Regions from separate parts of the Homo sapiens genome. Here region 1 is linked to region 2. Evidence: chromatin contacts called from ENCODE POLR2A ChIA-PET data. All regions are on one chromosome and are shown on one strand. Each heading gives the region's core, a stretch centred on a gene start or an enhancer-like site at or near the end of the contact. The rest is flanking DNA. Distances are from core to core; before and after follow the strand shown. Region 1 overlaps C1orf21 (chromosome 1 open reading frame 21). Region 2 overlaps C1orf21 (chromosome 1 open reading frame 21).

What was found. ChIA-PET counts read pairs that join two places held with the same protein, here RNA polymerase II (POLR2A).
Region 1: POLR2A ChIA-PET joins it to region 2 with 18 read pairs in activated T-cell. The contact joins two enhancer-like sites. POLR2A ChIA-PET finds 5 or more read pairs at or near these places in 3 of 52 experiments (AG04450, GM12878 and activated T-cell).

Annotation. Positions count from the first base shown.
Region 1 is chr1:184,596,521-184,603,472 of GRCh38, reverse strand. C1orf21 (chromosome 1 open reading frame 21) reads right to left here. Exons shown (of 6, transcript NM_030806.4): 5 at 5,012-5,072. Among named protein-coding and RNA genes, the nearest start is that of EDEM3, 150 kb to the left of the region's middle. Within about 2 kb of position 5,604, at least 2 of the 41 ENCODE cell types and tissues checked have a DNase peak (open chromatin) inside an H3K27ac peak, as active enhancers do.
Region 2 is chr1:184,560,386-184,567,745 of GRCh38, reverse strand. The region is part of intron 3 of C1orf21 (chromosome 1 open reading frame 21); the gene reads right to left. It also overlaps the pseudogene LOC100129573. Among named protein-coding and RNA genes, the nearest start is that of C1orf21, 180 kb to the right of the region's middle. Within about 2 kb of position 5,234, at least 3 of the 41 ENCODE cell types and tissues checked have a DNase peak (open chromatin) inside an H3K27ac peak, as active enhancers do.

The DNA.
Region 1 (6,952 bases), core at 4,355-6,854, 35 kb before region 2:
ACTGCTCTTTCTCAGAGTTTTTCTGAAATGTCACATTGAATAATGTCAATCAACAGAGCCAGAATCTCAAGATCACACAGGAATATGTGAGATGCACTAGGCATGCTCATGGCTCTCCCTCAGGAGACTGTGAACTATTTTTACAGACAGGAAGGAGGGGATATAAGAAAGGAAGAAGAATGAGTTTGCATGGTGTCATCTGCACTCAATTCCCTAATCCTCTTTAAAGTCACAACTATCTATGGATAGGGTCGCCAGCTAGGCTCATGCATGCTCATGACTGCAGCTGGGCCCTGGATCTGACGGAAGCACACCAGCAAAATACATAAGAAAGAAATCCAAAGTTTCTTTGCCTGGGGCCCATGGCCAGGCTCCATGGAGTCTTAAAACCCAGAAATTATACTTAAAAGTTTTGTGTATATGATTTGTGCATTTTCATAGGGAGAGTCTTTGTAACTTTTGTAAGACTCCAAAAAGATGTACAAGGCCCAACAAAGTTTAAGAAGCCTTTCATCAGAAACAGTAATCAGGTGCAAGTGACATTGTACTAAGATACTCTTTATTTAATATTCAGGATCCTCTTTGAGGAAGCCAAGGACTCCCTGGTCATCAGCTAGGGTCTTACATCTTCATAAAGCAAAATGTAAATCCCTGTTTTGCCTGTAGAAGATACTATTATTGCAGATACCTAAAAAATTTATTTATTTTTTCTGCTTTTTACAAACAAACTGGAATGTATAGTGGAAAGCATATCTTAACATCTGATGTCATCTGTATTTGGTGCTATATTCAGAAACTCCTCCACAGGCTACTTTAATCTAGATACTGTCTTCCCTCTCTAGGTACAGTGAAAAAATGAAGTTTAAAATCACTATTTTGCTCCACAGAAAACTGTCATTTTCTTAAAGCTGCAAAGTTAGGCAAATGCTAACACTTCAAAAAAGATTCTAGGAGCCTGTGAATCATGAGTTACAATAGTAACTATAGATTCCAGTGGAATAACGATGGTTAGATAGCAGAGTAAAAAATAATGAGGTGAACAGAAATTAGGTGGCTCCCACTGGTTCACAGTGTTTTTACTCTCCAAAAGGAAAAGCAAAAGTAAATCAGATTACAAGCTTCTTTGAACTTTCACTGCTCTCCTGACAATCTGTCTCTCTTGGTCATCTCCGGTCGCAGCAGAGTGTTGTGGCCTCCCACCACCAGCATGTGAAATGGTACCAAGTCCCAAATCCCTGGTTAAAGGACCTGAAGTTCCAACCCCTGAACCAGCTTAGAAGGCAAATAGTTGTGTTCCACGGAGGAGAACCTCACTCTCAGTGACAATAGCAGGGTGAGGGTGAGGATGGTGGTGGTGGTGATGGGTGAAGTACTCCTTGATCAGAAAAATAATTAGATTTTTTTAAAATTCACTTTTAAAATTGAACTTGTCAAAGCAATGGACTGTTTACTATTTATTTATATTGTACTCTATAATTCCTATCTAATTTTGTATCCTCAGTAACTAGCATAATGCTTAGTGTAGTATTCAGTAGGTGCTGAATCTTATTTTATTTTATTATTTTTTTTTTTGAGATGGAGTCTTGCTGTGTCACCCAGGCTGGAGTGCAGTGGCAGGATCTCGGCTCACTGCAACTTCCACCTCCCGAGTTCAAGTGATTTTCCTGCCTCAGCCTCCTGAGTAGCTGAGACTACAGGCGTGTGCCACCACGCCCGGCTAATTTTTGTACCTTTAGTAGAGATGAGGTTTCACCACGTTGGCCAGGCTGGTCTTGAACTCCTGACCTCATGATCCGCCCACCTTGGCCTCCCAAAGTGCTGGGATTACAGGTGTGAGCCACCGCGCCTGGCTGAATCATTTTTTTAAATTGCATTTCTGCTACCTGCTTTTTATTGATCACCATAACTTCTTAGAAAACCACTTGTTCAGCTGTGGTGCAAAGGTAAACAGCAGCTCTGCACTGTGACAATCTCTGAATTAGAGTAGTCCAAAATGTGCAAATTAAGTTTTACTATAGATATGAAACCACCTTTCAGTCCTGGTTTCTGTATACTAATGGTGCTTTTACATCTATTTTGAGGGAGATAGAGCAGAAATTTGTTTTTTGGTATCCAATAACAAATTAGGTTAGAAGGTAAATTCAAGCCATGCCCTAAAGACATCCAATAAATGCAAAGGCTGCATCAAGGAAGGGCACATTTACATCTCCATAGGTTTAGTCAGTTTTGCTTCTTATTAATTTAAGGGAGAAAAAAAGAATTACTAGTCACTTCTGGGAGAGATGAAATCTTAAAACTCAAGGTCTCTCAGCATGACTCAAATCTCTCAACATGAAGCTCTAGGTGAGTTTAATCTTCTTTTTGTTTTTAACCAACTCTGTAAAATCTAAATAGATTTGACTTGCATTTATGGTTGTCCTCATGCTAGCCTGGACCAAATAAATATTTAGCAATGGTAAATGACCAGGAAAACAATTTGGAAGAAATTTGGAAGAATCCAGCTTTCAATTTTGGTTATATAAACGATGGCAGACTACATTAAGCAAACACATATATTAAGGAGGAGCATTTTAATTTTTGGAGGCTTAATGTTTAAACGACACATAAGATAGCATATTCAAAATATTTGGAAGGATGAGCTTTAAGAGAGGAGAGGCAGGAAAGCATGGCTCAGAGAGGAGAGAAAATTGCCTGTAAGAATCTACAGCTGGGTACCTGTCATGGCTGATATAGGAGCTCTTCTTCCAATGTAAATGTATTCAATAGTGGAAACAGTGTTTATGTTGAATCTACCAATGCTCTTTTGTCCAGGGAAGCTTCCATCCAACGAATGATCAAGTTATAAACTTTATTTTTGTTTTACTCTACATTCTGGATTACTCTTTATTTTGTTGTACTCTACATTCTGGATGCAAAAGCAAAAGGGGATCTCAGATTTCAGGTGGGAGCAATGAACTTCAATTCTGAGTAAAAAGAGTTAGAATTTCAATTACCAAAACACACTGGGCCAGGCACGGTGGCTCAACGCCCATAATCCCAGCACTTTGGGAGGCTGAGGTGCGTCGATCACCTGATGTCAGGAGTTCGAGACCAGCCTGGCTGACACAGTGAAACCCTGTTTCTACTAAAAATACAAAAATTAGCTGGGCGTGGTGACACACACCTGTGATCCCAGCTACTCAGGAGGCTGAGGCAGGAGAATCACTTGAACCTGGGAGGCAGAGGCCAGAGTGAGCTGAGATTGCACCACTGCACTCCAGCCTGGGTGACAAGTGAGACCTCGTCTCAAAAAAAAGAAAAAAAAAACCCACATTGGATATAGATTATATCATTTTAAGTGTTTGTAAGTGTTGTTTAAAAAGATAACTTAAAATTCAGGTTTCAAGTTTTACCATCTACCCCTAACTACTACGCAAATCTTTTTCTTGCCAAAAAGCTAGTGGGGGGAAGTCCAAATAAAGAAAGGAAGAAAAGATCTTCATCGTTTCAGTGGGAAGAAAATACAGGTTGAGTATTCCTTATCTGAAATGCCTGCGGCCAGAAGTGTTTTGAAGTTCAAACGTTTCCGAATTTTGGAATATCTGTGTTATATATACTTACTGGTTGAACAACCCTAGTCCAGAAATTGAAAATGCTCGAGCATCATGTCTGCACTCAAAAAGTTACAGATTTTGGAGCATTTTGGATTTCGATTTAGGGATACTTAACCTGTATTTCTTTTTATGCTTCTCTTTACTAAAAAAGGTTACTGACAAATTGAACAGCTTTTGAACCAATATGTGAAACTTGGCAACTGTTCCTGGATGAAGTTTCCAACTTAAAAAGTCATTCATAAGCCACAATTCCACTGAAAATAAAAAAAAATTATTATACTTTAACAAGTATTTATTTATTTACATCCAGGGAACATTATAGATTTAACTCTCATTTTAATTCATTATCCATCTCTATTTTTCGCATTGGTGACCTTTGCTGGTCTTTTAATGGTGGCTTAGAAGATGATACAATTATTCTCTCAGAGGGTCCATGTCAAAGTGGGATCTGCTGCTAAATAATACTAATGAATTTAAGACCTTCTTCATTATCTTCTGTTGAGTGATATACATCATAGCTTAGAAATTCATAAATAAATACTAAAATAAAAGGACAACACAAAGTAAAAAACAAATACAAATTAAAACAGAAAGATTTCAAAGGTAAAAATCAGCCTGTCACACCTTAACCATAGTGTGATATGTTCTGAACTTAGAAGTTCACTCTTCTTTAGAATAAAAAAATTATAATACTCGGATTTGTATCTTTACCATTTAAGATTCACCCCTTTGAAGAGATGAATTTAAATTCTGTAAGTATGTAAACTCTTAATTATGACAGATCGACTTTGTATCTTACTGTCAGTATAAATCCCCACACACTACCAGAGAAGCAACTTGGAGACACTGCTTTGGAGTCAGACAGACCTGGGCTGGAATTCCAACTTGTCCACTATTAGCCTTGCAAATCTGGGTAAATTACTCAAGCATTCTGAGCCTGTTTCCTTCTGTAAAATGTAGATAATATCTGTCTCAATGCCATTTTCCTAAGTATAAATTGAATTAGGTATAACATGCTTGCAAAGAACTCAGATCAGTGCCATGCATAGGCCCTCGATAGGTTTCAGCAGGTACTATGGGCCCCCTTGCAGTCGGAGGTTAGTGCAGGGTACTGGGTGCAAAATGACATGCAGTGGTCAGAATGCTCGGTCTAGAAAAAAAGACTGCTTATTGCTTTCCAACTGACTTCACATACTTTAATAGGCAAGGACAGTCCTGGGTCCTGGGAGTGTCTATTATACCTTAAACATTCTCACATGCACTTTATTTTGGAAGGGCGGTGACTTTTATTTAACTCTCCACCCAAACCTTCACAAAAATAGCTTTATGACATAGAAACAAGAATGTTATTGCCCTCACATATGAAGCCATTACTATACTTCCCTTGAAACATGTAGGTTATTTATTTCACTTCTTACCTTTTCAATTTTTTCATCCAGCATTCTGAAGAATTCTTGTTGGCTTTCAGAGATGTGCATGCTGAAAAACAAAGGGTAGTTAAGTGCATATTTTAGTGCTTTGCTAAACCTGGTCCCCTCAAAGGAAAAATGCAGAGTCCCCAAACTTTGGGGAAGACATTTATTTATTGCAGACTTTTCCACTGAAATACTCTGAAGTTACATTAAGGATAAACAGTACAGTAATCCTGCAAATGTGTTTCATAATTGTCTATCAGTGCCTATGACTTAAAGGAAGACAATTTCCTTTCAATGTACAGATGCTATTTATAGTAATGTTACTAGGAGCTGAATGCCAAATTGTTTCTTCAGATACACATTTGTGATTTAAAAAAAAAGCATGAGCAAGCAGCATAAGGCATATTTCAACAGTGTATTGAAAAAAATAAAAAAGAAAATGTATCCTAGTTATTGTATTGAAATATATATTTTACAAAGGTTATCAGTATCAGCATGATCTCCAGCTGACTATGGGTGTGGGCCGGTGGCAAACAAGCTGAGGACATACAGATGACCTGATATTACTACTGAGCACTTTCTGCACTGGTGGCAGCAGATACACCTCTGAAAACACAATTCCACTGGAACGTGGGAGGACGCATGTCTGAGCAGCACTTGCTCTGTGTTTCCTGTCCTGTGACTTTTAACAGCCTTCTTAGTGAGACGGCTGACAAGGCTGGTGGGGACAAAATAAGATGGTAAGGACAGCAGGGATGAATTACATATGGGAAGAGCATGGGGCAGTATAGGACTTAGTCTTAATGGGCCATGGTCTTAATGACGGTTGCTTCTACCTAGCAGATAGCTGTGGGTGTTTCAAGGAGGTGAAGGATGCTGGATAAGACACGTTATCACACAGAGTTTCCTTTAGTTACTATCAGTGCCTACTGGTTGTCCTGTCTGAAGGAGGGGGCTGGGGGTGGGCTCTGGAATGGCTTCTTCCCTTCATATCCAAGTGTGGTGAAATGTACCCTTTACCATCATGCCTTATCCTTTAGGGGCCACAAGGAGGGGCACAAGTGACCTGAAACCCTCCAGGCCTCCTGTGACAGACAGTGGGGCCTGAGGCTCAGAGGGGGTCCCCTCTGTATAAAAGCAACATTAAAATCTGTGAGCAATGACATTAACTCGGTTATCAAAGGAAAACAATGTACATATCTGATTCCATTAATCAATTGTCATGGTTTACAAAGCACTTTCACATATATCACGTAATTTTACTGCCCTTTATCTGATCATTCAAATAAGGTAAACGTTTTGTTTGGGAAACACGCCCTCTCTTATTGCAGGTTTGAAAGGCAGAACAGAATCTGGGATGATGAGAGTACATTAAACTGTCTCCTCTCTGTAGGATCCTGGGCAGAAAAGCCAGTTTGCATAGCTGAGTTTTCCCAGGTTCCTTATGTTTTCACCGTCTCAAGCACCAAAACATTTTTTATTTGAGCCACGTTGGATGCAAATCTTTCTAAATTTCATATTCTTATAATAGAGGATCTCTCTCATAAACACTTCTTTCTTTTCTTTTCTTTCTTTCTTTTTTTTTTTTTTTGAGACAGAGTCGTCTCGCACTTTCGCCCAGGCTGGAGTACAGTGGTGCGATCCCAGCTCACTGCAACTTCTGCCTCCTGGGTTCAAGCAATTCTCCTGCCTCAGCCTCCCGAGTAGTTGGGACTGCAGGCGTGAGCCACCACGTACAGCTAATTTTTTGTATTTTTAGTATAGATGAGGTTTCACCATGTTGGCCAGGCTAGTCTTGAACACCTGACCTCAGGTGATCCACTCACCTCGGCCTCCTAAAGTGCTTGGATTATAGGCGTAAGCCACTGCGCCTGGCCAGATCTCTTTCTCTTAATATAGGTAACTGGATAGATAACCGTATGTATATGTTGCCCCAGAAATGTT
Region 2 (7,360 bases), core at 3,985-6,484:
TTCACATAGCAACAATTAACTGTCCATATTCCTTTGACTTTAGCAGCCCTGGAAAAATCTCTGCTTGACCAGTATGAAACTCAAAGCTGGTGATGCCATTGTAGGCTGCAGTCTGCCTAGCATCCTCCACTGCCTGCCCCACCAACGAAATCCCAAGGACCTGCGATGTAGCTGATCCAGAGGGAGGCTGATCACACCGGTTCCACAGCAGATGTCAAGGAGGATGGTGTTAGAGTTCACTGCACTCAGCTTCCCTACAATCCAATACAGCATCTCTGCACCAGCAGTGTTAATCTGGAAAAAGGCATCTGGAGAGATGCAGACCTTCAAGCCCAGGAGATCTTTAAAGATATGAGGTTCCCCAAACAAGAGCTGGTAGGTGGACTGATGATGGCTGAAACAGGTCCTGCTTTCCTGGAAGTCAGGTGAAGTCAAGTCACAGACTGCTCCAGGACCTTTAATGAAAAATTCCTTTACAGTCTCCTTCTGAACATGGAGCTCCTCTGGACTTAATTCCTGGGGATGGAATGTGATGACAGCCATTGTGTGCCTTAGGCTATTGGTGTGGACTGTGAGCTCACACCAGTAACCACCTTCATGAAGAAGGCAGGGCTCTGTTGGAGACTGTGGAAGGAATACTTCATAGTACTGTGCCACCTGACTGTCTTTCTCAAGGATGTTTTTCAGATGGTTAGACTGTACACAGACAATGTTCCCGTCTCTTCAAGTTCCCAGGTTATATTCCACAGTCTTTGGATTGCCATCTGGACCCTGATTCACAGAGAAGGTGGACTTATTTCTGTAGCTGCTGATGACAGGAGATGGTATTATAGGATGGAGAAGACAATACAGCCCCTCAGATTTGGGTGCAGCTGTTGTCACATTGACTCCATCGAGCATTTGGATGTGAGACTCTAGTCTTTGTAAAATTTCACCTTGAGCTGTTCATAGCTCAGCCTCCAGAGCAGCATCACAACACCAGCCAGCCTTTCCTGCCAGGAATCATCTGGTAGTCCCAGATGGCTTGGTTTCTTCTGACTTTTTTGTCCTTTTTGACACTTCTTGGCTACCACATGGGTGAAATTTCCCTTACATACTATGCCCCAAAAGAGCTGTGACCAACCTGGTGGTTTTATGGCACACCAGGGAAGCAGTCTTGGTTTGGAGAAGAAACCCACCATAGAGAGGAAGCACCTGAGGCTGTGTGTTAGGACTCTTCTCTTAATGCTTGCCATCCAAAGACACACTGAAATCCACCTCTCAGGGTTGAGGTGAGAACAACAAGTTCATATATATGGCGCGCTCTGGACTGTGCTGAACACGGCAGCTGTCCGACATGTGTCACTACTCTTCTTTAGGCTCTGAATTGAAGCGTGTCACTTGGTTTCTTCATGCCTTAATGTCTCCAACCTGCAAAATCGAGGCAGCAAACCAAAAGGGCAGCAGATGGCCCAGTTTACTGTGGCGGGGAAAGAGTCATTTCCTGTTGAGCAGGGCACTTCTACTACTCCCTGGCACATGCAGCCAACCTGGGGGCAGGTACGGCAGAACGTGGGGCTCCTCCCAGTGCCAGTATAGCAGCTGGCCTGGGCACCTCGACTCCTATCGGGAAGTACCCTTCCCTACTTTGCTGGGGGATCTTCTTTTGAGACCTTCCTCAAAAGCATTCATAACCCTAATCCACAATTTTAAACAACGTACAACAAAAGTTGGAAGTTCTCACCCCCATCCTCCCCTAAGCTTCCCCTCCCCTTTTAATATATTATCTCTTTCATTCCATCCATTAAATGTCCTCTCCTTATTTTTATACTCAAAAATCAACATTAAACAGAAAATTTACATACACAGATTGGTTAAAATATTTACTTGTAGATTTATAAATAGTCTGCAGTCCCAAGGACAATTGGCCATGTAATCTATTGAACAACAGTGATCTGTATAAGTTTGGTCACAATGGAAAACTACAGATCCTGTAAAGGTTTAATATGCAGGACTTTAATAATGTGTAATTTCACACATGCAGGGCCTTTTACATGCCTGTGGACTTTGAGAATTCAGAGGAAACTGACTTCGTGAGAGAAATATGGTACTTGGCTTGTTTATAATTCCAATGCCAATCCACTTTACAGGGGGACACCCCAAATAATTTTCCAGTTGAAGGTAATAAAGTCATACTACAAACTGAAAGCAATCATAGGAACTGGAATGAATGTGATGACCTTTCTGGAGAAGCACCAGTGTTCAGAAAAGAGGTGCATGGTGAGGTCTAGAGAACCAGGGCTCTGAAGGTGGCCAGATCTTTAAAAGCTAGACTCTGCCACTTAATGTTTCTAAAGTCTGTAAGTAACTTAAACTCTTAGAGCCTTAGTTTCTTAATCTGTAGACTGAAGATAACAGAATTTCTCTCATAAAACACTATTATTATATCAAATGAGATTAAGTAAGATAGTGCAAGTACCTGGAACATGGTGGATATTCAATAATTCTTAGATACTATTAATTATCCTCATGAATAATATCAGAATACAATATTGTTCTGTTCTAAATTTATTATGTGTGTGCATATGTGTGTGCACACACTTCTGAAAAGTAACCAGGTCAACCTCAGAGTCTTGTCCTGAAATACTTTTTTGTTCTAACATCATGAGGTTTGACAGCAAGGATGGCACTTTTAAGGGTAGTCTAGTCTAGCCCTTCATTTTACATCAGTGGTAACTAACGTCTAGAGAGAGTAAAGGACTTGATGAAGTTCATACTGTTAGTGGCATAATTAAAGCCTATCCTTTGATCCAGGTCTCCTTCCTTTCTACTGTGGAACTTCTGTAGGTAGCAGAACGAAAACAGGTGAATTTTCAAACCTCACCTTCTAATTCTGGACTGTGTGCCGTGTAAGCAGCAGGTGAAACATGGCAGAGGTGACTCGCTGTGTCCTGTGATAGCTGAATTAGAAAAGACCCCAGCTAAGGTTTCCAGAGATCCCTAGTGCTAGCAATTCCTGAGCCTCTGGTTCATTCTACATATAACTGGCTTTCTTGGGTTTGCTAAGAAATGCAACTCTTCACTCTCTCAGCTTTCCAATTTACAGAATGTTATAGTATTATTGTCTCCTGTTCTCTTAGCCTTAGAGAATTATTATTATTAGGCCAGGTGTGGTGGCTCACACCTGTAATCCCAGCACTTTGGGAGGCTGAGGCTGGATCACTTGAGGTCAGGAGTTCAAGACCAGCCTGGCCAACATGGTGAAACCTGGTCTCTACTAAAAATACAAAAATCAGCCGGGCATGGTGGTGCATTCCTGTAGTCCCAACTACTTGGGAGGCTGAGGCAGGAGATCACTTGAACCTGGGAGGCGCAGGTTGCAGTGAGCTGAGATCACGCCATTGCTCTCCAGCCTGGGCATCAGAGCAAGACTTTGTCTCAAAATAAATAAATAAGTAAATAAGGAGAATTATTATTATTATTCTGTAAGACCAACAGCTGTGTTCTATCTCTTCTACCTAGTCCAGTCTAGGTATTTTGCATATATATTCTAACTCTAGAGTAGTAAGCAGTAGTTGTTATTATTACTTCTAGTTAGAAATGAGGAAACCAAGTTTCAGCAATTTGCCTAAGGTCTCTCAGAGGGTTTGAATTCAGGTATCTCCAATGTCAGAGCGCAGGCTGTAGATCCTGACCTCATTCAAGCATCCACGGTGAAATAATGCTAACAATGACTGTTGATCACCTCTGAGAATTCACTTTGTGCATAGTAACCACAACAGCCTTACGATATAAGTACTATTAGCATTTCTTGATTTTATAGAGGAGGAAACTAGGTCACAGAGTGGTTAAACTGCTCAAGAGCCCAAACCCCTGAGACTGTGTTCCTAAAATTCACCAGACAGTTAAATATTCTCTGTCCACCTTGTGGATTTCCACAATCTTCTTTAAGAACTTCCCCCAACCTTGTATTTTCTTTCCTAGATGGCTTGTTCCAAAAGAAAACAGAAATCTCCTCGAACCAGCCAACCAAAGCAGCGACAATGGATAGAGGATAGCCAGAGTTCAAGTAAAATCATTTTGAAAATATTTTCACAAGAAATCATTTTGCTAGATTACACTATTCTCTGCTTATAATTACCTTCAGACATTCAATTCAGGAATAATGTCAAGAAGGTGCCCATGTAACTAGACATGTAAAAAATGATAACTAGAATTTGCTTTCTAGTCTGACGGCCTGAAATTATGTATGCTAGGGGGAGCTGTTGAACAATTTTAAGGTTTTTATCCATTTGGTATTTTTAGAGTTGCATGTGGTAGTGCTTTGGGGTAGGATGAGCTTGTAATTTTTAATTAAAACCCATTTAACCTCAGCTTGGTAACTTTTAACCAACACAATGTTTTGCTGCAGAAGACATTTTAAAATAAGTTGTATTCATTACATGTGCAGTTAATTTTTATTCATGCAGAAGCATTTATCACCCATTGTTTTTTCTCCTATCACATTTAAGAACTTGATTAAAAGATAACACAACATAGGTGTTAAACCTAAAGAAAGAGGCAGTGTCTCTAGAGCATTATTGATGATGGTAAGATGTGCATCTCATAGTAGTTAACAGAATCTCTAATATAGAGGAAGCAAAGAACCAAAACCTTGGCAATCAGGAAATCTTAGCTCTAACTCTCTTGCTCCACAATTCAGCTAAATGACCTAAGTACTTGTTAATAAATCATGATGCAGAAAATACACAGGACTAGGAAGGTTAGAAAGCAGAGCACCACTTATGCTGAACTGACACAACTTTGGTCATGTAGGCTCAGTCAAAAATAGAAAATGTGATGTAAACATAAAAGGTCACACAATAGGCAGAACTACCCCAAAGTCTATATAATTAGGAATTAAGCACACGTGCAAATATATATCCTTCTCTGAACTTTCATTAGTGGTCTACAAAATTACTTGTTGTAGAACAGTGCCTACATCTACACAAAATAATTTTAGTAGTAAATGCTTAAATTTTTTGAATGAATAAAGATGATCAAGTCCAGCAGTTACAAGTTTGCAGCACTTTTAATACTTGCTTCTTAAAAGAAAATGAAGAAGAATCATTCGTGTGTGCTGAAAGGCGCTGTGTAGACAAATGACAATTTACCAAGATATCACTATGTTGCCTTAATTATTCCCTCGATGCTTCATACATTGCTTCTCCCGTATGGGGTGAATGACTTGAAGTAGGAGGCAATGTCTTTACACGCTGCTCAGATATTTCATGCAGCTGCTAGGGCTGTGCCAGGCAAAAGGAACTCAGTGAACACTTGTTGACTGATAAACTGTGCAGATGAAAATGTGAGCTACTTCCTATGTAGTTTATCCAAGTTTATGGGAACATTCCTGTGGTACGGGGAGAGATATTGCTATATAACTGCTGTTTAAAAGGTGGAGTGAACAACCTAACACCATTTGTTATAATTTACTCTTTGAAAATTACTAAGTCAAATATAATTTTTTTCTTTCCATTCTCAAGTCCAGGAAAATTGTTGCTTATGATTAGAAGATCTGACAGCTGCTGGAACACTGGGGCAAAGGGGTTTTCCTGCTTTCCATGAAAATATGTGAGTTACTCCATGTACTAGTTTTCTAGAACCATTTAGTTTGTTCTTAGAAATAGCTTACAGCAGCATCCACAACACATAGGTCCTTTTGCAGTTGGCAACAATGAAACTACTATTCTGGTACACGGGCTAAAAAAAGAAAACCTAAAAAAGGCCTTTTGGTGGGTGAAAAATGATCTTAGATAATTTTAAAAAAGAAAGAAAGAAAACTGGGGGTGGGGGGAAGTGCCCAAAGGAACATGTTTTTAAAAACCCCACTTTGGGAGGCCAAGGTGGGCGGATCATGATGTCAGGAGTTCGAGACCAGCCTGGCCAAGAGACTAGCCTGGCCAATATGGTGAAACCCCGTCTCTACTAAAAATACAAAAATTAGCCAGGCATGGTGGTGGGCGCCTGTAATCCCGCCTACTTGGGAGGCTGAGGCAGGAGAATTACTTGATCCCGGAAGGTGTAGTTTGCAGTGAGCCGAAGATCACACCATCGCATTCCAGCCTGGGCAACAGAGCCAGACTCTGACTCAAAACAAACAAACAAACAAACAACCCTAGAAACATACCTGTTCAACAAAGTCAGACTTTTGGAATCAAAAGTTGCTTTTCAGGGAGCAACTTAAAAAGATTTAGGAGAGAAAACACTTTGAGAGGTACTGGGGCTAAGGCACATGATCTGAGTATGTCCTTTGATTCAAATCTACTGATCCTAAAATGCCAGGTCTTGGCTTTATCTCATCACTGACAGCACACTGTCATCCAGATAAAGTCTATCTGTTGGATTATACCAGCCCAGGATTATACCTATATCCCTGCTCAAGGTGGTTTGGCAAAGTTCAGCAGGTATCCTTCCCTGGCTCCACCCTGAAGCCTTAAAATTAGGAGGAGGAGGGAGCTGTACACCAGAGTGTCTTTGAGGAGGGCAGTGGGTTGGGTGAGAGAACCAGCTCTGCAACACATTAAAATGCCTTCTTGCTGTGGCACTGGCAGGCTTAGGTTGGGCTAGGCAAATCCACTGCCCTGCAATTTATTCTAAATATGGTAAATGCCCTTGTCAAGATGATCTTGCTAAAACTGGATTATTCCACAAAGGCTGGAAATATACCTCTACTTAGCAAAGGATTTCTCATAGAGAACACAACAGCATTGTAAACAAGAGTCTTAACAGAATTCAGAAAATAAATCTTTCAAGAAGGCTTAAGCACATCAGAGAGCATCATTTACATACAGATAACTGGCGTACTAATTAAAAATAATTCCTATTGATTCATTAAAACAGGCAATTTCAGAGCTGCCATTAGTCACCATCTCATTAATCCATGATCAAAGAATCATTCAATGTAAAGTGAAGAATTAATTTCATAGGGGCATCTTTGCCAGGGACAGATACCTTTTAGAGGTGGTAAGCTGGGGATCATGCCTGTCACATTGGAGGATTCTGGAGAGCCTGCTCTTGGGGCCTCCAGACTTGCTGGTCTGGAGTGTTTGTGGTCAATGGCTGGGAGGAAGCTGATCGTCTCCCCCACACTCCACTTGAGGTGTTTCTCTACCTGCAGAAAAGGTACCTAACAATGATTCTTTCAGCTAATTAGGTTTTACAAGAAAGGGGTGGGGGGAGGATATTGTAATATTTGAAATGAAAAGTTTGAATTTTCTTAAAAATATTCTGATTTGCCTTTTCTTCTGGCTCATATGAACCAGTGCGGTTTTGCTGTCATTGAAATTACTAGAAATTTGGAGTTGACACACATCATCTTATTCATTCTAGTGGTTTATTG